Linked DNA regions of Homo sapiens: all the other regions are linked to region 1. The links are chromatin loops, found by intact Hi-C in ENCODE. Cell type or tissue: MCF 10A. All regions are shown on one strand. Each heading gives the region's core, and the rest is flanking DNA. Links, peaks and the distances in the headings are about the cores only. Region 1 holds the start of ITGA2 (integrin subunit alpha 2). Region 2 overlaps ITGA2 (integrin subunit alpha 2). Region 3 overlaps ITGA1 (integrin subunit alpha 1). Region 4 overlaps ITGA2 (integrin subunit alpha 2).

What was found. Peaks named below come from ENCODE experiments on the same cell type or tissue, not always from the same donor. Only the 100,000 strongest peaks of a DNase experiment are listed, where the experiment ranks them.
Region 2: it touches region 1 in a loop (2.9-fold over the local background); 3 of 110 quality-filtered maps call a loop at or near these places.
Region 3: it touches region 1 in a loop (12-fold over the local background); 3 of 110 quality-filtered maps call a loop at or near these places.
Region 4: a loop joins it to region 1, with 7 times the contacts of the local background. A loop is called at or near these places in 14 of 110 quality-filtered maps.

The regions. Positions count from the first base shown.
Region 1 is chr5:52,985,790-52,993,711 of GRCh38, forward strand. ITGA2 (integrin subunit alpha 2) reads left to right here and starts at 3,563. Exons shown (of 30, transcript NM_002203.4): 1 at 3,563-3,743. The coding sequence starts at 3,680. ITGA2-AS1 (ITGA2 antisense RNA 1) reads right to left here and starts at 4,497. Exons shown (of 4, transcript NR_186583.1): 1 at 4,301-4,497; 2 at 2,415-2,487. RefSeq lists an enhancer at 1,703-2,902 and a silencer at 3,367-3,516. In MCF 10A, for the core only: a CTCF peak has its summit at 4,215; DNase peaks (open chromatin) are centred at 2,062, 3,512 and 4,522.
Region 2 is chr5:53,065,004-53,072,925 of GRCh38, forward strand. It overlaps ITGA2 (integrin subunit alpha 2), which reads left to right. Exons shown (of 30, transcript NM_002203.4): 14 at 1-112; 15 at 838-974; 16 at 2,115-2,254; 17 at 5,106-5,257; 18 at 6,935-7,045; 19 at 7,610-7,692. Among named protein-coding and RNA genes, the nearest start is that of MOCS2, 41 kb to the right of the region's middle. In MCF 10A, for the core only: no CTCF peak of the experiment used is centred there; a DNase peak (open chromatin) is centred at 4,828.
Region 3 is chr5:52,918,564-52,926,485 of GRCh38, forward strand. It overlaps ITGA1 (integrin subunit alpha 1), which reads left to right. Exons shown (of 29, transcript NM_181501.2): 16 at 169-335; 17 at 1,769-1,905; 18 at 4,214-4,324; 19 at 6,715-6,924. Among named protein-coding and RNA genes, the nearest start is that of ITGA2, 67 kb to the right of the region's middle. In MCF 10A, for the core only: no CTCF peak of the experiment used is centred there; a DNase peak (open chromatin) is centred at 3,998.
Region 4 is chr5:53,093,960-53,101,881 of GRCh38, forward strand. It overlaps ITGA2 (integrin subunit alpha 2), which reads left to right. Exons shown (of 30, transcript NM_002203.4): 30 at 1-820. MOCS2 (molybdenum cofactor synthesis 2) reads right to left here. Exons shown (of 7, transcript NM_004531.5): 5 at 7,400-7,550; 6 at 6,452-6,575; 7 at 1,720-4,708. The coding sequence ends at 4,643. Among named protein-coding and RNA genes, the nearest start is that of MOCS2, 12 kb to the right of the region's middle. In MCF 10A, for the core only: a CTCF peak has its summit at 2,175 (motif pointing left); a DNase peak (open chromatin) is centred at 2,172.

The DNA of each region.
Region 1 (7,922 bases), core at 1,631-6,630:
CTCATTTCAATGTATTATAATAACTATTAATATTTATTAGAAATTTATTTACTAGGTATAGGACTAGACTCTTATAACAAAAATGTATAAGATTTCAGAGACCCAGCATTTAAATGAGAAGGTAGAATATACACATATAACTCAATAATATATTACTCTGTAATACATACAAAAGAAAGTTTATTTGGGGGAAAAAACAAAAACAAAAAAAAAAAGCTAGAGGAAACCAGAGCCAAGAAAGAAGAATGATTAGTTCTCAGTGAAGAAAATGGGAAAGGCTGGGCTAATAATATAGAATTTGACTGGAGCCTTGAAGTAGAATTTGAAACAATGGAAGAAAAAAAGAAAGCTATTCTAAGTAGAAAAATAAGGAATTGACAATGAAGAATGGGAAAGGCAGGCCAGTGAACTCGTGAATTTGGCCTAAACATAGTGTGCAAGAGGGAAAGATAGCCACGGAGCCCACAGAGGTGAGTTGGAGCCAAATCGTGACCTTAAACCCTAGGGTACTTTGAATGTCCTGAAGACATCTAATGATTTTCAGCAGATCAGTCCTGCATTTTTGGATAACTGTGACAACAGGTATAAAAGATGAACTGGAACAGGAGAGAAGGAAGCACAGAGAGATTATATGGGAGTTTGTCACCATGGTGAAAGATCAAAAGGGTTTGAACCAAAGAGAGATTAGCAGTGGAACAGAAAATAGGAGATGGCACAGAAAACCCTAGTAGGGTGTAAAGACAGAATTGGAATGGGATGTTAGCAGGGGGCTGGTGGTGCACCTGGGGAAGAAAGCAGAGGTTTCTGGTTTGGGTGATTGTCTATATGAAAACGGGATAAACAAAGGAGGGCAGGGCATGACGATACAACAGATCAGAAGGAAACACTGGGGAAACTTATCTGAGCCGTGTTCCCCAACAAAACTCTGTCTTGAGCTAAGGAAAAGAAAAAGAGGGGAAGGCCTCACTTCACCCCTGAGTGCTTTTTGGAGTAGGGTCTCTGGGTCTCTCAAGATCCTTTCAAGTGGCCAGTGAAGTCAAAACTATTTTCATAACAATACTGAGACGTTACTGCGTTTTTCACTGTGTTGACATTTGCCCTCATGGTGCAAGAACAAGGATGGGGACTGGTGGTCATTGTATTCTTCATCACTGGGCACTCACAGGAAGAGAAAGGGAGAGGGACACGGAGAGGCCAGCAGATCAATGAATTTTAATGCCACGGAATAGGAAAAACCATTGATATGGTTTCAGATTCCACATTGCAACTTTAAGAAACTACCACTTGTTGAGTTTTGGTGTAGTATCAGGGGATTATCCAGAATTATCTCCTGTTTTTCTAAGTCCATATCTGTGTAACACCAGATTAATCAATATAATTTCACCAAAACTACATGCCGTAACAGATTGGATGCAGAAGCAGATCTGAGAATCCAAATGTCTGTTTTTAAGCCAGATATTTAAAATATTAGCAAAAATGTAAAGCAATGCCACTCTTCTCCCGGATTCTTTCATTTGGAGAAATATAGTTATTTTTCATAAAATGTACATTATTTATGTTCACACATAATAGGATTTTTGTTAAAGGACTTACTGAGTAAAGGGCTCTTGAGACCAAAGAGTTTGAGAAGCCCCAGCTTAACCTTCCATATTTCCTGCTCTGAATGTGGTGTCCCTCACAACTGCAACTAGGCAGGAGAGCACCCTGGAAGGGGTTCTCAAACTACTTTGTCTCAGGAACACTTTATCCTCTTAAAATTAATGTGAGGCAGGAGTTTGTTCTTTGTTTCTAAAAGTTTTGCCTGGCTCTGGAAAATCGTAGCTCCTGACTTATTCTGCACTTCATGACAGTGTAATGTTAATTTGTCCAGTTCTGAGAACAAAAACCAAGAAGGATGCATGTTATTTCCCCCCACCCCCAGAGATAAAACACAAATTCCTGTCTCACATTAAAGGAAGTGTCCTGCCTCCCAAACACAGGTCTGTTCCAAACACTTACTCACATTTCAGTGAGTCAGAAGGAAACAGACAGATATTCATCTCCCTGAAACCTGGCTGACTTCCTTCAAAAAGTCTGTAAGGAGCGTCAAAATCGTGTCACCGGTTAGTGAGCAGCCACCTAAGAGCTCTCAGGTGATAGCCGGAGTTTTAGTAAGCAGGTGAGTACCCCAGACAATTCAGAAAAAAATGCCTTCAGGTGTTTGTCAAGGTGAGTAAGTGCAGCCAGTAAGTGACTGATAAGAAAACAGGAAAGAGCCTGGGACTATATAATTTGGGTTCAAAGGGTATTAGTCATAAGCCATCAGCAGCAACATCTGATGCATACCAATTTAATACTTTAACAATGTGACACATCAGCCCTATCTATAGTAAAGAGAAGAGCTTGATTTTTATGAATTATTAAGTCCTTCCCACCTTGAGCCACTTTGCTTCCTAGAGGCAGTATCTCAGGCATCCCATTCAGCTCATAGTAGCATTCCATGAAGATCTGGAATGATGACAATAATGATGATTATTAGACTCATAACTCCTTAAGCTTGATTTATGAAAACAGTTCGTTCCTTCACAAAAGTAGTCACTGGAAGAATTCTGGTTTCAGCAATGTGCTGGAAATTTGTGGCCAAACTTTTGGATAAAACATAAGATTCAGACAAGAAAAATTAATATCCTATTTCTTAGGTTTTTAACTAAAAATCTCGGATATAGAATGTTCTCTTTCCAGATGTGAGACTGAAATAATGGAAGAAAATGGTCACAGTCTATGTCATGGTGTAATGTAGACAGGGAGAGTCACAAGTGCATGTATGGGCTCTCAGCCTTTTCTCTGGCCTTGAAGTTAATCTCCTAAACTCAGTCATTAAATCAGCTCTTAATTATCTCGGAGGAGAGGAAGTAATGATGATTTCTCTCTCTCTGTCTCTCTGTCACACACACACACACACACACAGCTCTTGCAGCAGGTATTGCTTAAATATCACCTTGGATAATCATAACTTGTGAGCAGATCTTCTTTCCTGATGAGTTAGTTTCTAACCTGGTCATTCTGCGCTTATTTTTGTCCCTTTCTCCACCCACTTAGGAAAAACAGAGAAAGGGACGCACCGCGCAGCCCCTAGGCACTGTGGTTTAGGGCTAGTGCCCTCGGCACCCGCTGCCAGGAGCCGGGCGCTGCCAAGGGCTGCGGAGGGGCCACGTTCTCCCGGGGACTGGGGCATCTCCTGCGTGCTGGCGACAGGCTGCGGGGGCGGAGTGGTGCCAGGGCGGGCGCTCGCCCGTCGGATATGCCCACCCGTCCCGTCCAGGGCAGGAAAGCCTGCCAGGGCGCCATCCCCATCCCCACCGCCTCCAGGCTGCCGGGGCTGGGCCGCTGTACGGGAGCCAAGGTGCGGTGCCCCGCGTGTGGACGAGCCGAGGTGCAGCCCGCGGGGCCGCAGGGCCGGGGTGGGGCGGGGCGCGGCCGGAGCAGATCCGGTGTTTGCGGAATCAGGAGGGGCGGGCTGGGGCGGGCCCTCGGCGCTGCAGGAGCTGCCCAGAAACTTTTCCCTGCTCTCACCGGGCGGGGGAGAGAAGCCCTCTGGACAGCTTCTAGAGTGTGCAGGTTCTCGTATCCCTCGGCCAAGGGTATCCTCTGCAAACCTCTGCAAACCCAGCGCAACTACGGTCCCCCGGTCAGACCCAGGATGGGGCCAGAACGGACAGGGGCCGCGCCGCTGCCGCTGCTGCTGGTGTTAGCGCTCAGTCAAGGTAAGCGGGGATTTCGCTCTGCATCGGCTGCAGGAGGGACCCGCGCGGCTTCCTGGGGCTCGCTGGAGGGATTGGGCGGAACTAGGGAGCGAGCTCCGTGTGTTCCCTCGGATTCCACGTGGACTCGGGCTCCCAGCCACCAGGACCTGCTTGGAAAGAGATACTTCTTCGTTCCCTTCCTGCTATCCCAGGCCTTGCGTCCCCATTAGGCGCGTCTCGCCCTGTCTGTTAAGCACCCTCCAAAGTCATCTCAGTGAGTGCTTTGTTTTAGGTACACACACGCACACACACACACACACACACAGACAGACACGCACGCACTCAAGCATGGACAGTGTGGGGATCCGCGGGTGTCCTGGAGACCGCGAGTCCTGCAGCCCAACTTCCCCTGGCTCAGACAGGTGCCGCGCCTGCCAGAGACCAGGGAAATCCGGAATCCATTGCTGATGGCGGCCTGCAGCTCCCCAGCGCGGTGCTTGCTGGCTTTGCAGAAGCCTGCGAGCCCCAAAATGCTTATTTTTCAACCCAAGGATGTGAATAATGCCTCTATTTCTTACTTGAGGACGAAGCGCTGTGTTTCTTCCCGGGGGGACTTGGAATAAACCAAGCGCCACTTAAATACTTGGCAGAGGGGAATTCTTCCTTCCCTTCTGCCTTCCTCTTATTGTTGTAACATTGTCTATTCGACGAATGTAAACTTAGGCTAGGAAAAGTTCTTTTCACTTCTGGATCCTAGATGCCGCAATGAGAGAATAAGCCGGAGCAGCCGCTCTAACTGTAGTGCTGTGGCAGTGGGGCCCGCCCACCTCCTGAGTTCTTTTACACTAAGAGGAGGAAATAAGGCTGGGGTGGAGAGCTTTTGTGGGACCATCGCCTGAGTACTTTTTCCCTGACCATTAGGCAGAGCTAGAGTGTGGTCAAATTTAAGAATTTTAGTTTATTTGGAGGGAGAAGGAGACACGTTTGTATAATGTAGTTTGAACAGCGATCAAAACAAAACAAAAAAGTTGTCTCTGATTTTAAAGTGTGTGTGTGGTTTTTTTTTTTTTTTTTTACAAAGAAGATAAATATTTCCTAAGCTGTCCTCCTTTGAGACTGACATTCAGCCACTTGCTATTCTTTATTGTGGAGGAATGAATCCTAGTCCACGTCAACCTGGTGGCATTTTCTCCAGGTCAGAGATAAGAGAGAAATAGCACCACTGTCCCCAGCCCGAGCAGAGAATGGGCATCTTAGGTTTTCTGTCTCACCTGTATTGGGTGCTTCAGATACTTTCTCCGGGAACCAGATGAGTTGTTTTGAGGGGCCACCAACCCTAATCTACGGATTTCAGGTAAAGTTGTACTTGACATTGAAAATGAGTCTCTGGAATACAACTAGAGCTAATAGAAATATAAACCCAAGCTTTTCATCTCTCTGTAATTACCCAGTATTAAAATAAGCTGTGGAAACATAACATCATTTTCTTATCTTTGAAATGTTGAGGCTTGTTATGTAAAGAGCAGTGAGAAATTCTTTAATGGAATGTAACGCTGCAAGGCATGAAGTCAGGAACAGAGACTTAACCTGGAGTTAATAAGGACACCTCAGGGCAAGCAAGCAGAGATGATCGAAAATAACATCTGCAAAAGTTTTGTGCATTTATTCCCTCCTCCTACTCCAGCCATTTGTATACTCAAGGAACAGGTTTTCTCTTAATTTAAGATCCTCATAAGAAAGCTCTCTCATTTGTGATATCACTTGAGGTTCCTGGAGAAGCAGCATCGTTTTTTGGTACCATGAGTATCCCAGGTTAACATGAATAAGTGAAATCTCTAGCTCAGTAGTATCTAAAATTTTGTATGGCATTACCCTATCTGTATAAAATTTCTCATTCACTATCATTACACACACACACACACATAACTGTTATAAAATTATAGTATGTACAATTGCATCATATCACATACAAAAATTCAAATTTAAAAGCTATGTATGTGACAGAGCTTCATTATGATGATCTTAAATTAAGAGAAAACCTGTTCCTTGAGTATACAATATGCCGTGTTATGTATATACAATTGTATATACATATATATACCTGTTAATATGTATAAAACACATGTGTGTTTAGACATCTTGTATCATCTCTAGCATACATGCAAACCACTTTAAAAACATATCACCTTCAAATCTTATTTTAACACTTACATTCAAATTTGCTTTCCAGAAACCTTTTCACAGGTGCTTAAGAAGAAAATGTACTCATAGTTTAGTCCTATATTTATCACCTTTCAGTGCTCATTTCTAAGTGCTTAATACCATGAAAATGGTAAATGGGCAGTCTGAGGATGAAAAAGAGAGAACATAAGAGGCCTAGATAATCTATAAACTAAATATAGGCCATTAGCAGAAGGCAAATGTAATTTTGAAATGAAGGCCATCACGTATTTTCTCCAGTATGTTCACAGGTCAAGGATAGTCCTTCCACCCAGGTTCTAGACCACATCTTTTCTTACTATCCCTGAAACCCTGCCCCAGCACTCATCCCTCTTCAGTGCACGTCTTCAAATTCTCTCCCTAATGTAACTTCCCCTCAGTCTGTAAATATTCTAATTTTTCTTATTGTAAAAAAAATATTTCTTTTGATATTTAATTTCCTCCTGAAACATCCTGTACTTCTGGCTTCTGTTCTCTTCCTGTTTTTCTCCTCCTTTCCTCGCTGCTCTCCCGTCATCTCCTTCACAGGCTCTTTCCTTGTTGGTGTTTGCAGAGTTTCATCCTGAATCCTCCTCTTCATTCTGCAGATTGTCTCTGGGCCCATTCCCTGCACAGGTCCCTATCTCCAGCCAGCCTCCCCTTCTGAGTTCCAGATCAGTATTTCCATCAGCCACCAAATTTCTCCAGCTAGACAGTCTGTAAGTAAGCCAGATTCAACATTTCCAAAACTGAATTTAATACGTGTCCTCCAGAATTTTCTCCTCTATTGGCTACCATTGTTTAATGGCAGTATTATTATCACACAAACATGAAAGCCAGGAATTTGTCCCCATGTTTTCAACCTCACAGCCACTCTCCAAATTCTCTTGGCTCTCCTCCCATCCATGCAACTCCTGCCACCCAGTCAGTCCCTCATCTTATGTCTGTATGTAACTTTTAAACTGGATTTTCTTTTCTTATCTCTCCAACCCATTCTCTTCATTTTCACTAATGATATCTTTCTAAGACACTTATATGTTTCCAATTACTGCTTTGTTTCAAATGTTAGTGGCTCCCCATCTCAGGTAGGGTAAAGTGCCAATTTCTTGGCATGTCATAAAAAGGTACATTCTACCTATCCAATCTTTTCTTTACTGTATGCTTTCCTGAACACAAATACACATTCACACACACACACCACACACATGCCCACACATGTACACACTCTAAAGCCATCTATATACACCATTCTTTGTTATGACTACACCTGATCATACCATATTTAGTGTGAAAATATTTTCCAAATACTCCCTTTGCCTTCATTGCATTGTTGCTTTCACCCCTTTTCACTCATCTCTTTGCAACTGACCATTATCCAATGCTAGAAGGGTCAATCCCAAGCAAAATTATAAAGTAGAGAACTTTTACTTTTGCAACAAAAAGGAAAGCTTGAGGTAACCTACCTTTGCTGGGTCCCACCCTAAACCACCTCTCTGGTCTCATCCTCAGCCCCTTAATGGGACTTAGGCCGCCCTCTGATAAAGTAACTTTGCTCCCCTATGGCTTAGCAGTTATACCTGCCCAACCTCAGCTAAGCTTTGCTCTCTTAATACTAGGTCCTGAGCCACTGTTTGACTTAAATTTATGGACTGGGGTTTAGGATTCAGTATTTACAATGGCTCATATATTTCTGATGTATGGTCTGGTTTGGAAGTGATTGCTTAAATATCATCACTGCCTCCCCACTTTCCTAAGATTAAAATTCCAGTGTTACCTACCCCTTACCACCTTGTGGGATGATCACCAAGACAGGTAGATTTCAACATCAAGAGTTAGTGGCTGTGAGCGGCTGTGTCAGTTAAATTCCTTCCGAAGTGGATGATGACTACTCCCTGTCTTCATGTGCTGACAGCCCTGGAGATATTAAAAGGTAGAAGCTTGTTAATGTAAAGAGATGAGCTTCTCATGATGTAATTTTAGACATTCAGCAAAATAAAGACA
Region 2 (7,922 bases), core at 1,825-6,824, 79 kb after region 1:
CATGGATGGCTTTAATGATGTGATTGTTGGTTCACCACTAGAAAATCAGAATTCTGGAGCTGTATACATTTACAATGGTCATCAGGGCACTATCCGCACAAAGTATTCCCAGGTAATCCATGAGCTGTTATGGTGATGTATGTATTTGTGGGTCTTATCATATTAGACATAGAAAGCGTCATGTAAACCATGCAATCCGTCCGCCTTATTTTGTAACTTCATTCTTTCACTCAGCAAATATAAAGTGAGCCTCTACTGTGTGCCCAAGCACTGTTCTAGAGTCTGGGGATGCTATAAGAACAGGACAGACACAATTCTGATCTTTGTGTGCCTTATATTATATTGGAGGAGACAAATAAAAAGAAAGAAGTAGATAAGATAAAGTATTCCAGATAGTAATAAAGGAATTTTTAAAAAAGCAAATGAAACTAAAATAGGAAATAAAATTTCAGCAATAGGAGTATCAGGTGGTTGAAGGGGTGACTAATGAGGCCTCACTGAGCAGCCAATTTTGGAGTAAGACTGGAAGGAAAAGAACTAGGAAATTAACCCTGTACCTGAACTTGCATCAATTTGCTCCAAGTCCACTGATCTTTTCACTGGTTTATGATTTTTTATTAAAGATTTATGCTGTCCCTTCGATGAAAATGTGGCTGTAAGAGTGATGCAGAGATCAGATAATAAGATGTGATTAAAAAATGAATCTTTAGAATTTGTAGAGAATAAACACAATCTGGGACATTACTATATAGAAAATATAATAATGAAATTCAGAGGCTGCCATTTTCTGGTTCAGCTGTTGTGTACTATAATTTCGTGTCAAACCTGCTCTTTTAGAAAATCTTGGGATCCGATGGAGCCTTTAGGAGCCATCTCCAGTACTTTGGGAGGTCCTTGGATGGCTATGGAGATTTAAATGGGGATTCCATCACCGATGTGTCTATTGGTGCCTTTGGACAAGTGGTTCAACTCTGGTGAGTCAGGAAGAGCCAGACACAAACTAACTAAAAATTACCTGCTAAGAAAGCAGAACAGATGTCTGTACTGGTATTATAGAAATGCCACATGCATTCTATAAGACTATAGGGAATCGATGTATCATAGTTTGCACAAAGGAATAAATGTGTTTTTCCAAGTAGGAAAAATAGATATATTTGCTTACCATTAGAAATATAGTTCTCTCCTCATATGGTGAGTAAAACAGTACATAGAAAACATAAAGTTCTGGAAATGGTATCCAGGCTATTTCTGAATGTTATCTTCCTATAAATAGCCTTATCTCAGCATACAGAAGGGAAACCTCATGAGAGTGCATTCAAAAATACTGAAAATTCAGACCACACAAGTAAAGTGTAACTTCTATGTGACTGAATGGTATATTTTAAAATTATTAGTCATAAACAATAAGCCATTATTTAGGTTTAGCTGACCTCTCATTGACCTCCACAGGAGTTGAAGATTCAGAGAGAACAGTGTGAAGGTCATGTGATTCAAGGTCAAAAATAAGTATATTGGGCCGGCAAGGGAATAGAATCAGAAAGAAGTTGTTTATTCAATCAAGAATCTCCATTCATTTGTCTCTGTCAAAAAATGTGCTTTAAATGTACAAATATTTGAAGAACAGAAAAATAATATTCATTGATTATTTTTTATTTCTGAGTTTAATGATACTATTTACAAATCTCACTTGTGCTTTTAAAGAATGAAGTACATTATTTTTATTGCAGAATGAAACTTTTATGTGGAAAAAATAAAACTCAAGAATAATACTTAAGACTTTAAAAAAACAAGAAAATATATTTACTGAATAAATCAGTTAAAATCATTTCAGAGTAGCATATCAAGAGTAAATACACATATCCCAGAACCTAAAGTATAATAAATAACTAATATGTTAAACATGTATTGTGTTAGTGATGCAGTCACAAATTAAAAAAAAAATTATCTCTGTCTGCCATCTTAGAGCTTTCAAATATATACTACTGCTAAAGTGCTTTGATAGAGAGTAGAGAGAAAAATTCAGTAATGCTGGTACTGGGTCCTCTATGATAAAGGATATAATACGTGTGCTCAGTAATAACATCCATCCATCTGTTACTCTTTATGTCTTTTAGGTCACAAAGTATTGCTGATGTAGCTATAGAAGCTTCATTCACACCAGAAAAAATCACTTTGGTCAACAAGAATGCTCAGATAATTCTCAAACTCTGCTTCAGTGCAAAGTTCAGACCTACTAAGCAAAACAATCAAGTGGGTGCGTAGATCTGAAATAATCTGTATAGAAATTGGTTGGCTTACAGAGTTTTAGTCCTGAATATAACATATTTTGGTTTGTAGGCCAAGAGAAATAAGGGTTTTAGTTATAGACACTTAAGTTTCCTTACACTGGAGATGCCCGAGAATGGTTCACTAGTCATGGAAGATTTGTTTAGATCTTCCTTCCACATCTCTAGAAGGTTCTGCTGCAGAAAGTTGTAATCTCTATGACATAACCAAGGGCCCTCCTGCTTCCATCCTTTGAGTTTCTCTTACCTCCATTTCTCTTACTTAAAACCTTGAGCATACACAGATTATGCTGAACTGCCACTCAAATGACTATATCATGTTGGCTATGCCATGATCTATATAGGACAGGTTCAGTAAAAGTATCAAGTATTTTTCCTGTCGTTGAGGAATTAATAAACATGAAATAATGAAAGAAAACATGAAAAGCAATATATAACTTTTACCCAGTGTTTTAAATGTTCTAAATAATACAGAGAAATGAGTAAAAGTCTGAATTATGTCTCATCAGATGGGGAAGGATGAGGAAATCATTGTGGGCAAGCATCAGCAGGAATTGTTGTCTTTTCTCTTGGGCTGGCCAAGTTGTCTTTCAAGGCCTGGCAGAGGTCCTGCCTCCTCTTCAAAGCTTTTTCTAAGCACACTATCTCACCTTCATCTCTTCTGCCCCAATTATCTCACCATGCTCAATGCATAGCTTGCAATTTAACACTTGATTCAAAGCTACCTTCTTTCATTAACTGCTGCTTCATGGGTCCCAATTCCCATTCCGTCAGAATTTGGCTTTAAACTTCAGAACTTGTAGTTCCTATAGGAATTCAATTAAGTGACAAACATATTAACTTAAAGCTGAAAATACAGAAGCAGGTTATTTGCCATAATTCATACCAAGATACAAATAAGATGAGAACACAAAGCAAAATTAGATTCAAATCTTAACATGCTTTCCATATTTTCCTACTTTTCATATCCATTTGGAAGTTTTCCATGCAGATGTTCAAAGATTGACCCAATTTTGAGTAGCATATGTCACTTGACCTGCCATGTAGCACATCTAACTGAGCACACATGATAGTTAAGTCAAAAACCGTTGCTGCATAAACATTGTGGCTAGTCTGCCTAATAGGTTAACTTGGGAAATATATTATTTGGCAGAAACAGCAAACTGGTCAGCTCTTCTGGCCCCGAAGCATAGAGGTGTCTCATGTATCTTCCCTTTTTGACTATACTTCAACCCTTATGGTGATGCACACTCAAAAATTCTACTTTCAGAGAATTTCCTTCCCATCCACAGGCTGCCGAGGGTTTCTGGCCTTTCTTACTATTGGGCATCTTTCCCTTTAAATCTTTTTTCCTGATGCCTTCAGGTCCACAAAGACAAGCCAAGTGAAATGATTGTGAGCTCATTTGTCACTTCATTGCTTGGCAATAATAGTATGTAAGACGTGAATCCCATCTTCACAACTGTGGAAAGTGAATTTATAAAGCATATGGTTTCTATCATTTATTGCATCAGGTGCACACTTCACTTTAAGATTAATAACATAGCCCATGAAGCGATGTATCATTTTTATAAAGCTGCTTGAAAAAAAAAGGAAAAGCATTATAATGTGGACTAACTTTGTCCTAACTGCACTCACCTCCTTGCCATTGTTTTTCCTTTACATCATCTTCACAACTTATTTTTAGTTTATTTAATTCTTTAATATTTTATCTATCTTTGTTGGCATTGTTAAGTCACTGGAGCAAGAAAAATTGTACAACATATATGATAGATTTTTTTCAAGGTAACATGTAGAATTCATGTTTTGGGAAGTATATACAACCTTTAAAATATTGAAAATAATAAAGTAAGATAGAATAACCCCAAATAAGGCAATAAGGCAGCTGATGCTGTGAATGGCACCAGGTGTTCTCTCTCAATTTTGGACACACGGCCAGTGGACTTTAGTTGAAGGTAATAATTCTGATAGTTTAGACATCGGCTACTGACATCAGTTATTATCACATAATTTTTTTTCATGAGTTGGTATTAGGAAACAGAGGTTCAAAGAGGGTAAGTAAATTGCCCCAAGTCACAGAGCTCATAAACAGCAGAATTAGGATTCAAACCAAGTCTGCCTGACTGAGACTTTATTGCTGCAGTGTTGCATGCATTTCCCTATGTGAGCATCTAGAATAGGTCAAGCACTGTCCATGTTCCCTTAGAGTATCTCAGTTAATCTTCACAATAACAATTAATTCTTACAACTGGATGGAAGCAGAAAGAATATGAGCTCTTATTTCAAAAATACCCAACTTTTACTTCTGACTAGCCATGTGAACTTAGGTGAATTATTTTACATCACTTATTCTAGTACATTATTTGAAAAATAAGATAATAAAATTCACTTTCCAGATTCATTGTAAAACTTGTATGGCATACATGAGAATGTGTCCAGTTGCAGGCGCTCAGCAACTGTTCCTTTCCATTCTGTGTCTCCGTGTTATGAGTAATGAAACCCGTGCTTGTGGGAGTGAGCAATTTGCCCAGGTTCATCACAGTAGGTTTCCTGGCGGCAAGTCTAGTTTCCTTTCCACTGCTCCCAGCCACATTTCTCTGAATCACATTTCTTTGTATGCACAGTCACCTACGTCACATCAGAGCTAGAATGACAAATGCTTTGTGGTGCTAGCTATGGTTCACAAGCCACCAATATGAAGACTATTTCCATATTTTCTTGATGTGAGATACTTTGTCCAAGAAGACACAATAAAGCAAAGATGCTTTTTCCTATAAGTTGATTTGAAATAACATTTCTTTATGATTTTTTTTATCATAGCCATTGTATATAACATCACACTTGATGCAGATGGATTTTCATCCAGAGTAACCTCCAGGGGGTTATTTAAAGAAAACAATGAAAGGTGCCTGCAGAAGAATATGGTAGTAAATCAAGCACAGAGTTGCCCCGAGCACATCATTTATATACAGGTAAGGCCTCAGGAACATCCCTTTTGACTTTATTTCTTCCTAAAGACGAGAGAGTGGTAAAAGTCAAAAATGGAAGCTTATGAGTTAGAAAATGCTCACCCTTCCAATGAATGCCTTTCTTATGTAATTCCATAAATAAGAAGCATATTTACTTTATGCTAATATTTATGGTCACAATCTATTATATAAGTCAGCAACATCAAATTTCATTTAGAATTGCAATGAAAGGGCTAAAAATACAATTCTTAAAGAAATCATAGATACAGTGTTTTCTTAAATGTTTAACAGAGAGAACTTTCCATTGGCAATAAATGTTATTTTGATATTTTCCTATCAGGGAAAAATTTTATTTATTGTTCAGCTACTGAAAAATAACTCCAATTGTGGTTTCTACTATTAGATTTAAGTTAACATAGATGAAATATAGTAGATTATGAGATAACAATTATTTGTTCTAATCGTATGCTGTAATTACTGTATTTAACATGGATTTTGAAAATTTCCCAAGTGAGAAAAATGCTTTTCAGGAGAAAACTTCCAGCCGGAAATTTATTTTATAAATGATGTGAATATTTCCACCTTGGAAACCACATAATGGCATTTGAAAGGATAATTTACTCAGGAAATCACTTTTTTAAAAGGATATTTAAGTACTTTCTTAGAATACAGTTCTCAGAATTTAAGGTGCGAAAGAACTGCCAGGGAAACTTTTGGGAAATGTATATTCTGGGTTCTTACCATCAGAAATCTAGGTTTGAAGGCCCAAGGAATATGCAGATCTAAGGAGCAACCCAAATATTTCTGATGTAAATGGATGGTACAGAGAGATCTTACTTCAAGAAATGCTAAGTGTAAACACTAGAAAAACATAAAGTTGACGGTTAGATGAATTAAAATCAGTTGAGTTGTTTAGTTCATTTTTCAATTTGAAGGTTTCTTGTTTGTGAAGACGTAGACTTCTTTTTTGTTAAAGTGACAATTTTATAGATTCCTTAAAGGAAAAAATCTTATTTCCCTTCTCTCCCATCCTGTGCTGACTGGTGGATCAGATTATACATGCAATCCCTAGTGAGGAAATGGAGACAGCCAAGCTGTTTTTCTTTAAAGTTTAAAAAAACAAAATCCTTTTTCACTATTTGATATCAATGCCAGTTAAAGTACATCCTACTTGCTAAGCCCGCAGCCAGCCAAGGAAACATCTCCTCATAGTCCAGAGCTGTCATGGTAGACAGGCCCCCAGAAGGAATAAGTCCTTCTGGGAGGACTTCTGGGAGGCCCCCAAGAGTTAAGAGTAAGTCCTGCCTGTGAATGGACTAAAGAATACCAAGATACCGCTTCTGAGGAAAAGGCAAATTCAAATGTTAGGGTTTCATTTGTATAGACATAGTGCTTTTTTGACAAGAACTGATGAGCTTAACTAAGAATCCCTGCTTCAAATTCTTACTAGACCCAAGTCTCTTTTGGTTTCTTAGTAGAAGAGAGGCTAAAAGCAGAATTAGGATGGAAGAAAAGAAGCGAGAGTCTTGATTATTCACAACAAAGATATTCTACATAATTGAGAGCTGACTGTGCTCTAAATTGTAAACACATTTGGAATCATTTTCTTGTTTTAATGTTGCTATGCTCTAATAAACTGACTCTGTCTCCCCCTGTATGTTTGTGTGTGTGTATGTTTAGGAGCCCTCTGATGTTGTCAACTCTTTGGATTTGCGTGTGGACATCAGTCTGGAAAACCCTGGCACTAGCCCTGCCCTTGAAGCCTATTCTGAGACTGCCAAGGTCTTCAGTGTAAGTGCAGCTTACACTTCCTGGATTTAGACTGGCAAATAAAGTTCCACAGTCACTGCAATAGTGTCTGAAGGATGGTTAGGATGCAGCCTGAAAATTCTTAATTTTCTAAATGAACTACAATTACATATGCATAAAGTTCACTAACACTTAAGTTCCATGACAGCAGGGATTTTTGTCTTTCTTGTTCACTGCTGTGTTTCCACTCCCTAGAGCAGGGCCTGGCCCATTGTATGTGTTCAATATATATTTGTTGAATAAATAAATAAAAATAAAGTAAATGCCTTGTGCTCATACTCAAAAAATATTACCAATACATATGAAGCTCTGCGTATAGCTGTCCCCGCCATAGACACTTTCATCTAGCTCCCCCTGTGCAAATGATTATCTTGAATTGTGTGTTTATTAATGCTTTTCTTTATTATTTTGTTAAACATTTATATATTCCTAGAACATTGTTTGGTTTTGTACTTTATGTAAATAGAATAATATTCTATGTATTCTTCTGTAATTTGCTTTTTCAACCCAAGAGCAAATGTATGGATCTTTTTTCCTTTTTCGTAGATTCCTTTCCACAAAGACTGTGGTGAGGACGGACTTTGCATTTCTGATCTAGTCCTAGATGTCCGACAAATACCAGCTGCTCAGTAAGTTTTACTTTAAAGCTTGTTGTAAAATGTAGAAATAAAAGACATACTAGATTACTTTATTCAAACGAATGTTTATAGAGTTTTTCTACAAAAGAAACATTCATAACTCATAAATACCTTTAAAAACTAAATTTCAATGTCTACCATCCACATAGGAGTAAAACAATAAGAAATATAAAATTATCTGTATTTAAATGGTTCCATTCCCTCTAATACAATAGCAACAA
Region 3 (7,922 bases), core at 1,406-6,405, 67 kb before region 1:
TCAGATATAATCTCTTCTGTAACAATGATTAATTAAAGAAATGGAGTCCTGAGCGCTGTATTATACATGAAGCAGAACCCTCTTCCATGCACTCACTTTGCACTCCCAAGTTGATGACATTCATTAAATGTAAAAATGTGTGAGTAATCCCATTGTTTTTGTTTGTAGGTCCCGAGATGTGGCCGTAGTTAAAGTGACCATGAATTTTGAGCCAAATAAAGTGAATATTCAAAAGAAAAACTGCCATATGGAGGGAAAGGAAACAGTATGCATAAATGCTACAGTGTGTTTTGATGTGAAATTAAAGTCTAAAGAAGACACGATTTATGAAGCTGGTAAGCAAAATAATTATAGCAAGTACTTTTGGGTAGAGGACAATATATTTGCTCTAGCATGATGAAGTCCAGTAGGATATTGTATTTTCCCCACATGGTGAGCTGCACGTCATATTTGCCCCAGTGAAGATGCAGAACCTTGAAAAAAAATTCTGTTGCAAAAGGAATAGGTTATGGAACCCAGTCAATTCTGGAGCAGAAATTACATGTTTGTATGCAGTGCCCTCAACACTCCATAGTTTCTGTCTGGCTCTCCTACTTGCTATGTACAATGAGACGCTTAAGAAAAAAATACCGATTCAGAGGTAGAGTTTAGAAATTGAGCTACAAATGGGCCCAGTTTTCCTTCCTGTAGGTTTCTACCATGACTCTTCTCTCCCTTCTCTTGCCCCCTCTTGGGAAAGACTGATATTGCAGAGAACCCTAATACTTTACCATTCCCACATTTCCGAGATCCTTTGTTCCATTGAGGTGACCCTAGTTTCCGAGAGTCAGACTTGTTCTGTGTGTGTGTTCTCAGGTGCATCAGGTCAGCCTGTGCTTCCTCTTCCTCCCTCCGTTCTCCACTTTCTAAGGCAGCTTTTTAATGATGTTGAAATATGCTCGAATCAAAGCTATAAAGGCCATTGGCTAAAGAAGAGAAATTTACTCTGTAACCAAATACAAGCAGAATGAGAAAAGCCATTAATCCTTAAAATCTGTTTTTCTTGATTTGTTCCATATGTGCATGTATATGCTCTGAAATAGCCTCCTGACTAGAAAGATCAATGAGGTATAAGAACATAAAATAATGATTTTGAGTTTTATATGTAACTTTATTTCAGTCTTATTTAATTTTTGCAAAGTAATTAAGTGATCAAATAAGGAATATTGTAGCCTTCATATACAGTGTAAGATTTCATTTATTTTCTTTATTGTGGTATGCTTATTTTATTGAACCTTAATAGTGGTTTGACCATAAGCTGAGATAATGTCATTTTATATATAAATAGATTAAAATGTATATATTTGTAAATAAATAACTAAAGTATATTTTTGTCCCTATTGAAATATAACATAATCAATATTCTAAGCAGGGTTCCAACATTTCTAAACTTAAAAAGAATGTTTTAAGTGAAAATATAATAAATACAGTGGTGGCCTGGCAATTAGATGATAGGCAGGTGTGCATGTGTGTATAAGAATTATAAACAATAAATGTAATTAGACACTGAAAGCACAGTGAACTCAGAGACCAGTTCTATAGAGTTCCTCAAGGTTATCTTCATGACTGCTAATATCATTGTTATAACAGTGTGGATATGCTGAACAATAGAATCTTTTTTGATTGATTGCCAAAGAGATTTTTCTATAATGCTAATTTAATAATCTGTACAATATGAGAATCACTTCAAATAAACATTTCCATCAATTATTTTTTAAAATTTTTGTAGATTTGCAGTACCGTGTCACCCTAGATTCACTAAGACAAATATCACGAAGTTTTTTCTCTGGAACTCAAGAGAGAAAGGTTCAAAGGAACATCACAGTTCGAAAATCAGAATGCACTAAGCACTCCTTCTACATGTTGGCAAGTAAATCATATATCGTTGCTGCCTTATTCCAAATCAAGAATACAGTAGAGATGTCTTATTTCAAGTCAATCAAATTCTTACTGTTTTATTTCAAAATGCACTTATGATGTCATAAAGGAAATCTTGTTTGTTCATTTTTATCATAAAATCGCAGGTCTAATTTTCTCATTTCCAAATATTTGTAAAACTATCTCTAGTCTTCCCTGTCTGCATTATCAGACATCCATATATTATGGAACGGCAGGAAAAGACACAGTGTTCTAGTTGACAAGAAACCTTATTCATGTCTTCATTTCTTTCACTCATTCATTTATTCCTTCAACTTGAAAACATTTAATTTCTGTGGGCCTTGTCTGTCAGTTGTGGTTGGTAAGTGATTAACTGCTCTGGGGGCAGACTGCTGGGCTGTATGCTTTCTGGGATCCATGTAACTACATATCTCGCCGTTTGATTTTAGAGCGAAGGGGAAAATTATCTGGTATTTTCTATCATCTGTAGGCTTTGTGCTACTTCAGTTTTTTTTTTTTTTAATTTTAGTGGATGAGGGAGTTTTGGAAATCAAACTATTAATGTTTAGAGATGGCTGGTAAGCCAGTGTGAATCATTTAAAATGTATTTTGTTGGGACACTGTGTATATGGGGAATGTTCCCAACAGAGGGCAGGAGTTTCCTAAACATTTTCTTAAAATGTACATGAGAGTGATAAAAACAAGAAGCAGCATGAAGGTAATGAGGAAACTGATTTTAGTAACTGACATTAAGACTTAGAGACTTGACGGTAAACTTGGAGCTTTAAAGGAACCAGGCCAATTTTCCTACTTCTGACTTATTTCTGTATTATTGATATATTCATAGTCTGTATTTTGAAAATTGTAGTTCAGGGGCAGGGGAGTGACAGAAAATGTGCACCCTTTTGTGCCACATTTGTTCTTCCTCAGTGATTTTCATGTTGATATGCTTCATGATACTTATCATGAAGCTTATTCTGTCAGGACCAAGATCAATCTATTATTTGGTAAAATAACACTGGAGTTGCCCCTCCTATTTAGTTAATCAGAACTGAACACTTAGGAATTAGAATGTGGATAAAATTTGAATGGGTATGAAACCAGATATGGCATTGTCTCCAACCTGCTAAAAATCATCTCAGTCTATGTTTGTCCACAAATTCAGTGTCTAAGTTATGTCCAGGTACTGGTGTTTAAAGGACTGAAATATTTTCAAAATTTCGAAAATTGTTTTGGATTTTGAAAGAAGCACTTTGAAATTTGTTCTGGAGTCAGCCAGTGTAGAATTTGTATCCCAAATATTCCACATTCTGAGAGACTTTGGCAACGTCGTTTGGTCTCTTAGAGGGTCAATCTTTCATCTGTAAAATAAGGACAATAATAGTTACTCATCTTAGAGGACTGTTGAAATAATTTGCAATAATGTATATAAAGCTCATAATTTTGAATACTATAAATGATTATTGTTATTGGTGGCATGTTAACAGTATTAATCATATTCACATCCTTTCCAAATAATTTTACATTATAAAATTCTTGGCCAGGCATGGTGGCTCACGCCTGTAATCCCAGCACTTTGGGAGGCTGAGGTGAGTGGATCACCTGAGGTCAGGAGTTCGAGACCAGCCTGGCCAACGTGGTGAAACCCCGTCTCTACTAAAAACACAAAAATTAGCTGGGTGTGGTGGCACATGCCTGTAATCCCAGCTAGTCGGGAGGCTGAGGCAGGAGAATCACTTGAACCTGGGAAGTGGAGGTTGCAGTGAGCCGAGATCGTGCCGCTGTACTCCAGCCTGGGTGACAGAGAGAGACTCTGTCTCAAACAAACAAACAAACAAACAAACAAACAAAAACTTATAGCTGTAGGTATATATTATATTAATGAAATGTAACTCATTTTATAGAAAGTTTGCCCTTCTGAAGTTGGGAAATGTTCCCGGAAGTGTTACATAATGATCTTTGGCTTGAGGTCTCAAGAAAAACTATATTGTGATGCAGGTAGCTCCTATGTTGACACAGCCAAGTGTGATGTTGCCATCACTCCAGCAGGGCCCTCTGAGGAACTGGAAGTGAGTCAACAGGTCATACTCTGAAACCTCCACATTCCCCTATGCCCCTTGTCAGAATGCCAATCCCTCTCCAGGGAAGCAAAAGCCTGATGAGATCATATGTCAGATTAGATGCACAAGAATGCTGCAGTAAGCCTGACCCTTGGGAACAGAAGAAGGAGACATAACAAGATCAGAACACCCGGTAAATATGATACCAGTGATATATTTTATGTTTCACCCTCTAGGACAAGCATGACTTTCAGGACTCTGTGAGAATAACGTTGGACTTTAATCTTACCGATCCAGAAAATGGGCCTGTTCTTGATGATTCTCTACCAAACTCAGTACATGAATATGTAAGTCAGATTTCTTTAAAATACAAAATACCAACTTGTGAACATTTTAATGTCACTAGTAAACTGTGTTTTTTCACTACTCTGCATTGATCACAAAGAACGAACAACTAACTGGAAGAAAGAAAAAAAAGGCAAGCAGATTTTATTCCTGGTCAGGAATGGAGAAAGAGGGAGCTCTTGCTCTAAAGACCTTCTCTTCAAGCTGTGAAAACCTGGGGAATTTTAAGGAGTTAGATGTGGGGCAGGGAGGTATATGTAAGCATGTCCAGAGAGGAACTCCAGATGTACAAGTACAGCTCATAAACATGCTTCCTTATACAACATATGTTCAAGAAATGGTGGCCATTTTCTTCTATGGCAGGGACTTTAGCATTATAATGACATGTTAATGATCTAAAGGTAACAAGGGGTTGCTGGTTCTTGTTTGCTCCGTTTTCTCAATGGCTTTATCTTCCTCTGGTAATTGGCAAAGGGTCCTGAAGCTCCCAGGCCGTCTATAGTTGTTTTTCAGCAAGCTTACCTACAGATAAATAGACTAGAAAAAAAAAAACTGTTTAAGAAAAAATAATGCACTTTCTCAGCTATCTACTGTTTAACAAAATAATGAACTTTCTCAGTTATCTACTCTTCAAGAAAATAGTAAACTTTCTCAGCCATATCTCCAGGTTTGCCCTGGTAACATTAGGAAAAAGCTTGAAACCCATGCACACATAACCCTAAATCAATTTAAAATGTTTTAAAAAAGAATTAGGCTCTTCTAGACTTTTTCCAATCCTTCTAATTTCCTATTGTTGGAGTTTAAGAAAACTAATAAATGACACTCATTTTTACCTCATTTGAATTTAGGACCAATGGAAAGAAATCTCCCCCATTATTCTAATAAGCACTGGATTGCAGTGTATGGTTTAGGTATAAAGGGTGTCCTCACGCTGAAGCATGGACTTAGACCACCAGTAACCACCTAGGTCATCAGCAGTGCTGATCCATCTCTGTCCTTCTTCATGGAGCCCACCTTGTAAAACTTGTCAAATGGAGTAGAGCCAAATGTGTGCTTCCTGTGGGTACAGCTGCTCTGAGAATAGAAATGAGAGAAAGGGACTGAGTTGTGTTCACTTAGTTCCTGTTCCCAAAGTTAGAGTCCATGTGCCACCCCTGAGAGTGGAGTGAGGGGAGAGAAGAGGGAGGGTGTCACTAGCGTGGCTCCAATGGAAGAGATATGAGGGATGGGGAATTCTTTTTCCCCATACACCTATCTTCCATTCTCCCTTCCTTCCTACCAGATATATTGATTGTCTTATACATACCAGGCATTGGAGCTTACAGTCTAACACTGGAAACAGGTATTAAGTAGTAATTAGAGCATATGCTATGGAGGAGGATTTCAGAGCTCTCTAGGAACTTCCACCTAGGCTGAGAAGTCAGGACAGCCCTCCTGAAGTTGTGCCATTTCAGTGGAGCCCTGAAGGATAGGGTGATTTCCACCCTATTTAGGGGAGTTTGGGGAGCAGAGGGGATGCTAAGTGTGAAAGTCCTGAGCATGAAGGAAACAACGACATTCGCTAGTGTGGCTGACGCTAAAGAGCAAGAAAGGAGGTGACGTGAGGTGAGGCCGGAGGTAAAGGCAGGGGCCGGGTCATTCGGGACTTGGTGCCACTGCACAAATTCTAAACTTTTGAAAGAGCAGTGCAGTGCTTTTGAAGGTTTTTATTTGGTTCAGCCACACGACAGGATGCAGCAGAGTGAAGAGTGGTTGGAGGGAAACAGGTGGATGTGGGAGCCCCGTGGGAAGCTATTACTTTAGTTCAGGGAGGAAATGAGAATGCTTGGGTGTGAGGTGGTGGTGGGACTGCAGAAGCAAGAAAGGATTGGAGAGATATTTAGAAGAGGAGTAGAATGGACAGGGCTTGGTGAGTTACATATGGTGGTGGTGGAGAGGCGGTCAATGAAGAAGAATCAAGCAAAACTCCTAGATTTGTGGCTTGACCGTTTTCCACCCTCTCAACTGAGCTTTATGATATTCCTAAGTATTTGATTAATTTTAAGAGAAAAATCTCATGATTAGAGTTGAGTAGATTTAGATCTTGCAGTACTTGACTTTGTATTTCAAAACTGTCCTTCCCTGGCAGACAAAAGCCAGTGCAAAGCACCCATGAAAATTGTGCGTTCTTAAAAGGACAAGCACAATTTACATTTGTAAGTAAATGTTTACTCTTCTCCCCTATAAATTACAGGGATAAATATAAAATCCCTTAAGATTTTTGCAGGGAAATTCTCCTTATGAGTTGCTTAACTTACTTTGGCTGTATGCCATTTTTGTTACACAAATTGATGGGTAATTTTCAACAATGCGTAGCTAAATTTTGAAAAATTCTTTCCTGTCATCATTTCAGATTCCCTTTGCCAAAGATTGTGGAAATAAGGAAAAATGTATCTCAGACCTCAGCCTGCATGTCGCCACCACTGAAAAGGACCTGCTGATTGTCCGATCCCAGAATGATAAGTTCAACGTTAGCCTCACAGTCAAAAATACAAAGGACAGTGCCTATAACACCAGGACAATAGTGCATTATTCTCCAAATCTAGTTTTTTCAGGAATTGAGGTAAACTTCCAGTTTTTCATTTATTTGTTCTCTTAACATCATTTACCTGGCCTACTTTTCATGCTACTGAGATAATTGCTTTTATTAGATTGATTTTGAAAGAATAGAAGGAATTTTTTACATTAGTCCTCACCAATGGTGAAAGTATTAAGCTTTTTAAAAAAGTTTTGTTTTATTTATTCAAATATGTATGTCTTTTCTTAGATTCTGTGTGAGAAAAGGATAGCTCATGTATAAAAACTGTGTGTTTCATAAAATCCTTAAACCACTGAAACTGAAACAGAGTCAAGGAAAATAATAACAATCAAAGCCAAAACAGTTAACAGACGTACAGAGAGGTACCTCTGTGTTAAGCAAAAAAAATTTACCTGCAGGAAAATCAAGATACCATATCTCCCTTTCTATGCAAAATCCTTACTTTGGCAAGATATTTGTATTAAATAACTGTGTCTTATTGATTTGTAACAGAGGTTTCTTTTATTACATTGGCAATAAAATATATTAATCTGTGTAAGATGCTATATCAGAGGTAATCAGTGTTTCCAAATGTGAACTTTGCTCTTAATTCTGATCTCCAAATGAATCCCACTGAGTTAAAATTTTGTGTATATTTATATTAATTAATATTACATACAATTTATATTAAAAGCAATGCACTTATTAATATTATACATAGTATTAAAACACTATTGTCTACTTTCTGTAAACTCAGATTTCATGGACGTTTCTCTCTATCTGTTAGGATATCACTTAGAGACATGATGACTAAGACAAACCTAAAAATAATGTCATATATTACTATATTTTGGATTCAACTAAGAATATTAATTACAGGCTGGGCATGGTGGCTCATGCCTGTAATCCCAGCACTTTGGGAGACCGAGGCGGGCAAATCACGGGGTCAGGAGATCGAGACCATCCAGGCTAACACGGTGAAACCCCCTCTCTACTAAAAATACAAAAAATTAGCAAGGCATGGTGGCACACACCTGTAGTCC
Region 4 (7,922 bases), core at 1-5,000, 110 kb after region 1:
ACCTATTAAAACTGTGAAGAGTAAAACTAAAGCCAATTTATTATAGTCACACAAGTGATTATACTAAAAATTATTATAAAGGTTATAATTTTATAATGTATTTACCTGTCCTGATATATAGCTATAACCCAATATATGAAAATCTCAAAAATTAAGACATCATCATACAGAAGGCAGGATTCCTTAAACTGAGATCCCTGATCCATCTTTAATATTTCAATTTGCACACATAAAACAATGCCCTTTTGTGTACATTCAGGCATACCCATTTTAATCAATTTGAAAGGTTAATTTAAACCTCTAGAGGTGAATGAGAAACATGGGGGAAAAGTATGAAATAGGTGAAAATCTTAACTATTTCTTTGAACTCTAAAGACTGAAACTGTAGCCATTATGTAAATAAAGTTTCATATGTACCTGTTTATTTTGGCAGATTAAGTCAAAATATGAATGTATATATTGCATAACTATGTTAGAATTGTATATATTTTAAAGAAATTGTCTTGGATATTTTCCTTTATACATAATAGATAAGTCTTTTTTCAAATGTGGTGTTTGATGTTTTTGATTAAATGTGTTTTGCCTCTTTCCACAAAAACTGTAAAAATAAATGCATGTTTGTACAAAAAGTTGCAGAATTCATTTGATTTATGAGAAACAAAAATTAAATTGTAGTCAACAGTTAGTAGTTTTTCTCATATCCAAGTATAACAAACAGAAAAGTTTCATTATTGTAACCCACTTTTTTCATACCACATTATTGAATATTGTTACAATTGTTTTGAAAATAAAGCCATTTTCTTTGGGCTTTTATAAGTTATATATTTTACTATTTTTATCTTATACATTCACTTTGCTCACATCCAAGACTCAATTTAAGAAGACTGAGGCTATAATTAATTTGCCATAAGTGTCCAGTCTATGTTTCTAGCAGTGACCACAAGGATCTTCTTTTGTAAGACTCTTAAACTGCCTTCGAAGTTTTGAGACAGTGTAAAGCATTGCTCCTCAAAGTGTGGCCCAGGGACAGATGGTGCTGCATCACCTGGAGCCTGTTAAAAAACACAGATCTCAGGGGCCACTCAAAACTATTCAAGTCAAATTGTAAGTTCTACAGCATCCCCAGGTGATTCATATTGCATTGAAGTTGAGAAGCACTGCTCTAAAGCTTACCTTTTGAAATAAAATGTGTGCTTGGAATAGAGAGGGAAAAAAAATCAGCCAAACTGCTGCAACATGCAAAAGCAGAGTCATCTGCACAGTTTAAAAAAAATCATAATAAGCAGGAAGGTTTAAATATTTTTAAAGAGTAAATATGCTGAAATAAATATGCTGTAAGTTATAAAGTAAGTACACGTTGGGCTCACAGACTGCCATCGCTGTACAGATGGCAGAGTAATGCAAAGACAGGGTGGAAAGTGTGTGTGTGCTGCCATAAATAGCGATGCACCAGCATCTCCATTCATGTCTGCGGCGCTCTCTCACATGCCTCCCTGCCCATCGCAGTTGTGCTGAGCCGTCTCAGGAGGGCAGCTCACTGCAGCACAACCATCAATAAGTGTGTCTGCTATATATCTCACATTAAAATACAATCTTGGAGAGCTGAATGTGGGAATTGCAGCTACTTGGGAGGCTGAGGCAGGGAGGATCCTTTGAACCCAGGAGTTCAAGGCCGGCAACATGAGACCCCCCCCCTCCCAGCTCTTAAAAAATAAAATGTTAGAGAAAGAGAGCACTAAGTTTTATTTCTTTGTTTTTCACAGAGCAGGTTAGGAAATGCTGTACAGGTTAGGAAGACCTGTATTAAAGCAATCATTTATATCCCATAGTTAACTGGAAAATAATTTTATACTTACTTTTTAAAAAGTACTTCTTTTTATTTATTCTACATCACTTGTTAAAAACTACAAATTGCATTTTCAAAAACTCCTTCCTGATCCTATCATAATCTTTTAATATTTTTAAGGTGTCAATTAAAGATTGGACATCATCTTACATAAAATCAGGGCCTAATTTTCATTTCGGAACCACTACAGCCTGACTTTAAAGAAAATGGCTACTAAACTGAACTTTTGGTTCTATGCAAAATTAAATCTAAGTAAGACTCAAGTTGCTAAGAGCAACTTTACTATAACTTTTACTATGGCTCTGGCTCTACTGCCCTCTGCTGGATGATCCACCGAACTACATCACACAAATCATTCTTGAGAGATCTTCACTGTACCAGGTGCTCAGTAACTGTGTAAGATGTCTAAATCACTTATTTCTCAAAAAAGGCTGAAAATATATTGTGACTCTATACATCATATCCAAAGGACAAAAATGTCCACAAAATAAGTCACTCATTGAATATCTGCTGTTACTTTCATTCAAAGATGATAAAAATCAATTTCATTTTACCACCTGTTCAAAAATACTTGAAACATAAATAATTTGAATTTCCTATTTCTTAAGTGAACTTACCTAGCAATCATGCAAAGTCACGGCTTTAAAGTGACCAAGAAACACTGCAGGCAATCTGATTAAAGGCTAATTATTTTTTTTAGATTACTCTTCTAGTTACTTGAAGCTAAGTTACAGAGATGATAGAAAAGCTACATATCAGAGTGACAGTAGCCCCTTAATATCTGAACCACCAATTAACTCTGCCACTCCTAAGTAAGCAAGGGTCAGTAAAGATCCTATCTAAGTCAAGTGCAATGCACTAAAATCTTTCAAGGCCATTCCATCCCAGTTCTGGCATGCCCCAGGTTAACTCCTTAACCTCTCTGTTGGAGACTTTAAAAGCATAACAGTCTCAGTTCCAAACTTAGAATAAAGCCTACTTAATGAAGGCATGATTCTTTTAAAACATAAAGAATGTTCTATGTTCTTTAAAAACATCATTACCCTCAATAAGGAACTTCTAAAGAAATATCTAAGTAGGAAAGTCTTGAAATCCACATATACCTATCAACATTGCATATGACATAACATCCATTTAACAACCTATGTCCAAAATCCTAGAAATGTCCAGTGACCCAGTAACCCCATGATAATGTGCTTTTAGATATAATGCAACAGCCAACACCCACCCCTTCTCTCCAATGGGGACAGGCGGAAGCTCGATGGCAAGCCAGAGTGACACTGAACTGTGAAGGTAAGGCTGAGACCAAACAGGCAACCCGAACCCGGCAGAGGAAGTAGGCGGAGGGTTTGTCTGCCCTTCCAGTATCCTTCTGGCCCAATCTCTCCAGACGGACTAATGAACAAGCATCAACTGATGTAACCAGGTGATTCCTAAAGTCAGTGTGGCTGTCCTATGGGTCCCAGCCACAGATAAGATGCAGAGTGTTCCTCAAGGTATTTTAGGTTGGCAGAAAAAGATCACTGGGTGGGTGCCTGGCACAAAACAGGCATTCAATAAATATTTGTTGAATAAATGGGTTCCTTAGGTAAAAGATGTTTTCACTACATATAACAAATAGGATTACTACGTTTCTTATTTGTCCCAGACATAAGAAAAAAATCCTTCAATCTAAGTGTCTGAAAGTATAGCTTTTGTTCTTAATATGCATAATGCAAATTTTGTGATGATGCCGACTGCCCAAATTTTGCCTGTATTTTATTATTTTATGAGCTATGTGTTTACCTGAAATTTGCTGAGAGTAGACCTTAAATATTCTCACCACACAGAAGAGGGGACTATGTGAGCTGAGGAATATGTTAATTAGTTGGATTATGGTAATCACCTCACAATGTATATGTGTATCAAAAATCACATTGTATACTTTAAATACATACAATTTTTGTCAAGTATACCTAAATAAAGCTGGAAAAAAAAATTTAAGAACTATATGGGACTTATATGTACAAGTCTATCAAAATACTATAAAGCTTAACCAGTTAAAAATTGGGGCATTGTTTACCTAAACATTTCAACACAAACCACCTTGTTGCTAGTTAGCTTTATGACAATTTTGTGCTGATTTGTATATTGATACAAAATTAACAACTAATAAAAAACAACAAAAAGTTTTCTGGTAAGATTATAGATTCTGAAATCCCAGAAATCTCCATAATGAGAACTATTTTAGGCAATTTAAAAAAAAAGAAAATACTCTTTTTAAACTTTTGAAATCATGGGTTTTAGTTTATTATTTTTAATATATTTCTGAAAATGTATAATATCAAGACTGTCTGATAATGCTTTTTTAATACTTTCCAGTTCTGCCAACATTCCTGTCATGCATCCTTAATAACAATGCTCTCCCAGAACCGGGATGGGGGGCGGTGAGGTGGGGTTGGTGGGGGAGTACGTTTCTGAGCTAGTTAAAGTCACTGAGGAGGGCCCATACCTCAATGTGTGTTGAGTTACAATTAGAAATTAGTCATGGAAGGACATGTCTACCACAGATATCTTTCCTCACATTTAAATTATTCCATTTCTTCCTACAGTCCTCCTTCTATCTTTAGTTCCATTTTAAATAACCCTTCATCCTACATACCCATTTATCTTGCTTCCTTTTTCTCCCTTTTGTCCCACTAGTATAAGAGATTGTGCTTCAGTAAACTATCCTGATGTGGAGAGAAAAAAATCAAAATGTGATCAATAATAATAGTTTAACAAAGTTAAGATTGCATGCTCTAAAAACATAAGTGATTAACTGTTGGATGCCCAAAAGCACTCTTTGTTTCCTTTCCAAGTTGATGACTCTTCGTATATTTCCTAAAAAACAAAATCATAACAGGTATTAAAAATAGACCATTCTACTATACGAATATAAAATATATTTGAATAAATCAGACAAATGAATATCACATCTATTTCAATGGCTCCTCTTTTAACAATCATGACGAGAGACATCATGGGCAAGGTTACATAGGGGAAGACAGAAAGTCTTTAGTTTTAAACATTTTTTTTTCTTTCCAAACATACCTACTACTTCAACATTTCTAAATATGCTTTTCCAAAGGCAGATATCTTCATTAGCTGTTGAATTAAGTGGTCACCTCTCAGAAGTTCCTAAACAAGTTTGAGCTGCCCTCTGGTATGAGCTGTTCTTTGACATATGCACTCTACCTACCTGCCACCCTTCCCTATATCACAGATGATCTCAAAGCACAGGCCGAGACTAGAACCAGACTAGAAGTTACATAGTTTGTGGAAAGGAGGGGTAAGGAGAACATATCACTTTCTCTTCTCACTCTCTAGTCACATTCCATTTCTGTAGGGAGAGGAATTCAAATTCAACTGTCCTCTGAACTCCTGCACTTCCTCGGACTCTCTATGGACAAACAAAAGCAAAATACGAAGCCCAACTAGTCCTCAAAGCATGAAAACAAGAATATGCCCCAACTCCTGCTCATTACCTGTATTTCTGGGGTTGCTCCCATCTACTTTCTGTCCACTGACTGTGCACCCTTTCCTCCCTGGTGAAGAAAGCTACCCCTGCCTTCCAGGCTTGCAGCTGATCTTAGAATGCTCTTCCTACCTCTCGCTCTCTGGGGGCCTGCCTCCTGTTGTGTCAGCCTTGTTCACAGCAAGGGAACAATATATCTGAGCTTCACTAAGTTTCCTTTCACACATATTCTATCCTCTAATCCCTACGTATTCTAACAATGGGCTTCAATTTTATTCTGAAAACATGGTCATCAAATTTCCCAGGCCCTGGTTATGAGTCCAACTTGCTTATTTCTACCACTGACTGAGGCAGGTCCCCTGGGAAGGAGGGGAGAAGTGCCCTTTAAAAGCCCTGGCTCTCTGCTCTGGTCTTTTCATCTACTGAGCTGTTCATTAACTCCTCAGCTTTCTGTCAACCACAACGCTGTAGGCAATTCTAGACAATTCTAGACATTGAATGTGCAACCACAGAACAATCCCACTGTTAATGTTACTACACCAGGGGAGAAACTAGGGAGTTGGGCCTTTTCATCCCATCAGAATGCTCTATTTAACCAGAGAATTACTTGCCCTTATTGACAGAAAACATGCCAGAAGTTCCTATTTCTGTTTTTAAATCCACTCACTGCATTTTCTCAGAGGGAGCAATATCTCACCATTTTTTTTTCTTCCCTAAAAAGGACCTCTAGGAAAAGCCTCTTTCACTTTAAAGAATTTCTATTTTAGCCATTACCTAAATAGCTAATGCATTATTCTCACTCTCCAACAGAAAGACCCTCTAATTCAAGGGAATTATAATCCAAGGAAAATAACTTCATGTATGAACCCCTCCAACAGTCCAGACTAGGAATTCTCACTGTTATCACTCATTGAGGCTTACTGTGTGCCATGCATTCTTTGGGGCACATATTTTTCATGCTTAACAAATCTTGGAAAGAAGATATTTCACAGATAAAGAAAACAAGATACTACAGTCAGTAAAAAGTCCATAAATATGGGGGGATTTATCTAAAAATTCCTGAGAAAAATCAGGTCCACATGCTAAAATGTGTTATTTTCTTAACTTACCTTTTTCCATATGGGCACCTTGGCTTTTAAAGTATCAATGGCATAGCTCACAGCTTCAAGAGATGCAGCTCTGTGGGCTGAGGACACAGCAATGATTATGCTTGCTTCTGACACTGGAACCAAGCTTTAACAAGATGAAGAGAAAAAAAAATCACCATCATCTCTGAATCTACGTGTTAAAGAATCTGCTAGACAGATGAAAAAAAATCCAGGTATGCAGTCTTAGAATTATACTGTAGTTCTATTTTACGTAAACATACAGTTAGAAAAGAGTAATTAATTGCAGTAGCATTCAGCAGAGGCAGTAGATGAGGCTGATGCTACAGCTAATTTGTTAGAATCTATCCACTAAACCCTCCTGATGGGCACCAAGGAAAATCCTTTCATTGATAGAGCAAACATCTGACTCAACAAGGCACAGTGCCAAGTAATGCCTAGAAATACAAAGTTATGTCCTAACGAGTATAATACAAAATTTAAAATAATACATATCAAGTAATAGGAGTGATAATAACCATTAATAAAACTACTGGTTATTAATAACAAACTAGTAACTAACAGAGTATGATAGATACAGTCTCAATTACTGGCTTCTTTTTAAAGCCAAGAACTCTTCTCTTTTTAGGGGTACAAAAAGGCAAACCACTCTAATGACTTTCGAGGCATTTATATCAAAAAGAATCTGTCACAGATTGTCATAGGGCCTGCAAGTCTTGGCACAACTGCAGTTTGTTACAGCAACAGAGGCAACAAGAGCTCTCCCAATATCAAAACTCACTAGGCAGTCCCTAAAGGTACTAACAGCCATCCCTATTGTCCTCCAAAAATAATACATGAATATTCCTCTCATGGTAATATAGAATTACTAAGAAAGATTCAAGAATCAGAGTTAGTACAAAGATGGAAAACAATTACACTTAACTTTTAGAGTGATAAAGGAAATCATACCCAAGTCTATGGAACACTGCTATGTGTTTGACTGGCCATTTCTGCCTAATGTCACTACAAATCTTTCTGACTTCATTTTCCGCCATGGGTAGATATGCTTCATATTCTAAGCTAATGACTTTTTTCCCTTCAAAGTTATTTCTTGTAGTCCCTTTAAAAATGAAAAAAAAGAAAAAGAAAACAATTAAAATAAGGTTTTTCCCTACAAAAGAAATAGCACGTTAATAAAAAAGGAATATTTTTAATAGTAAATTAATAGTAAACAAGCAGCATACCAATTCTTCTAAAACTACTTTGAAATCTTCTAAAAACAAAATTTGATTAGGAAAATAAAACAGATCTTCACAAAGATGAGCACTGATTAAGCAAGCTTACTAAAAACACTCACCTGGCAAACCGGGCAATATTCCTCTTCTGACTAATAGATACTTAAAAGGAAAATATTTATGTTCCCAGGACTATCAAGTACATTTTTACCTTCAATTTTGGAAAATCTAGAATTCTCTCTCCTAACAATGACTTT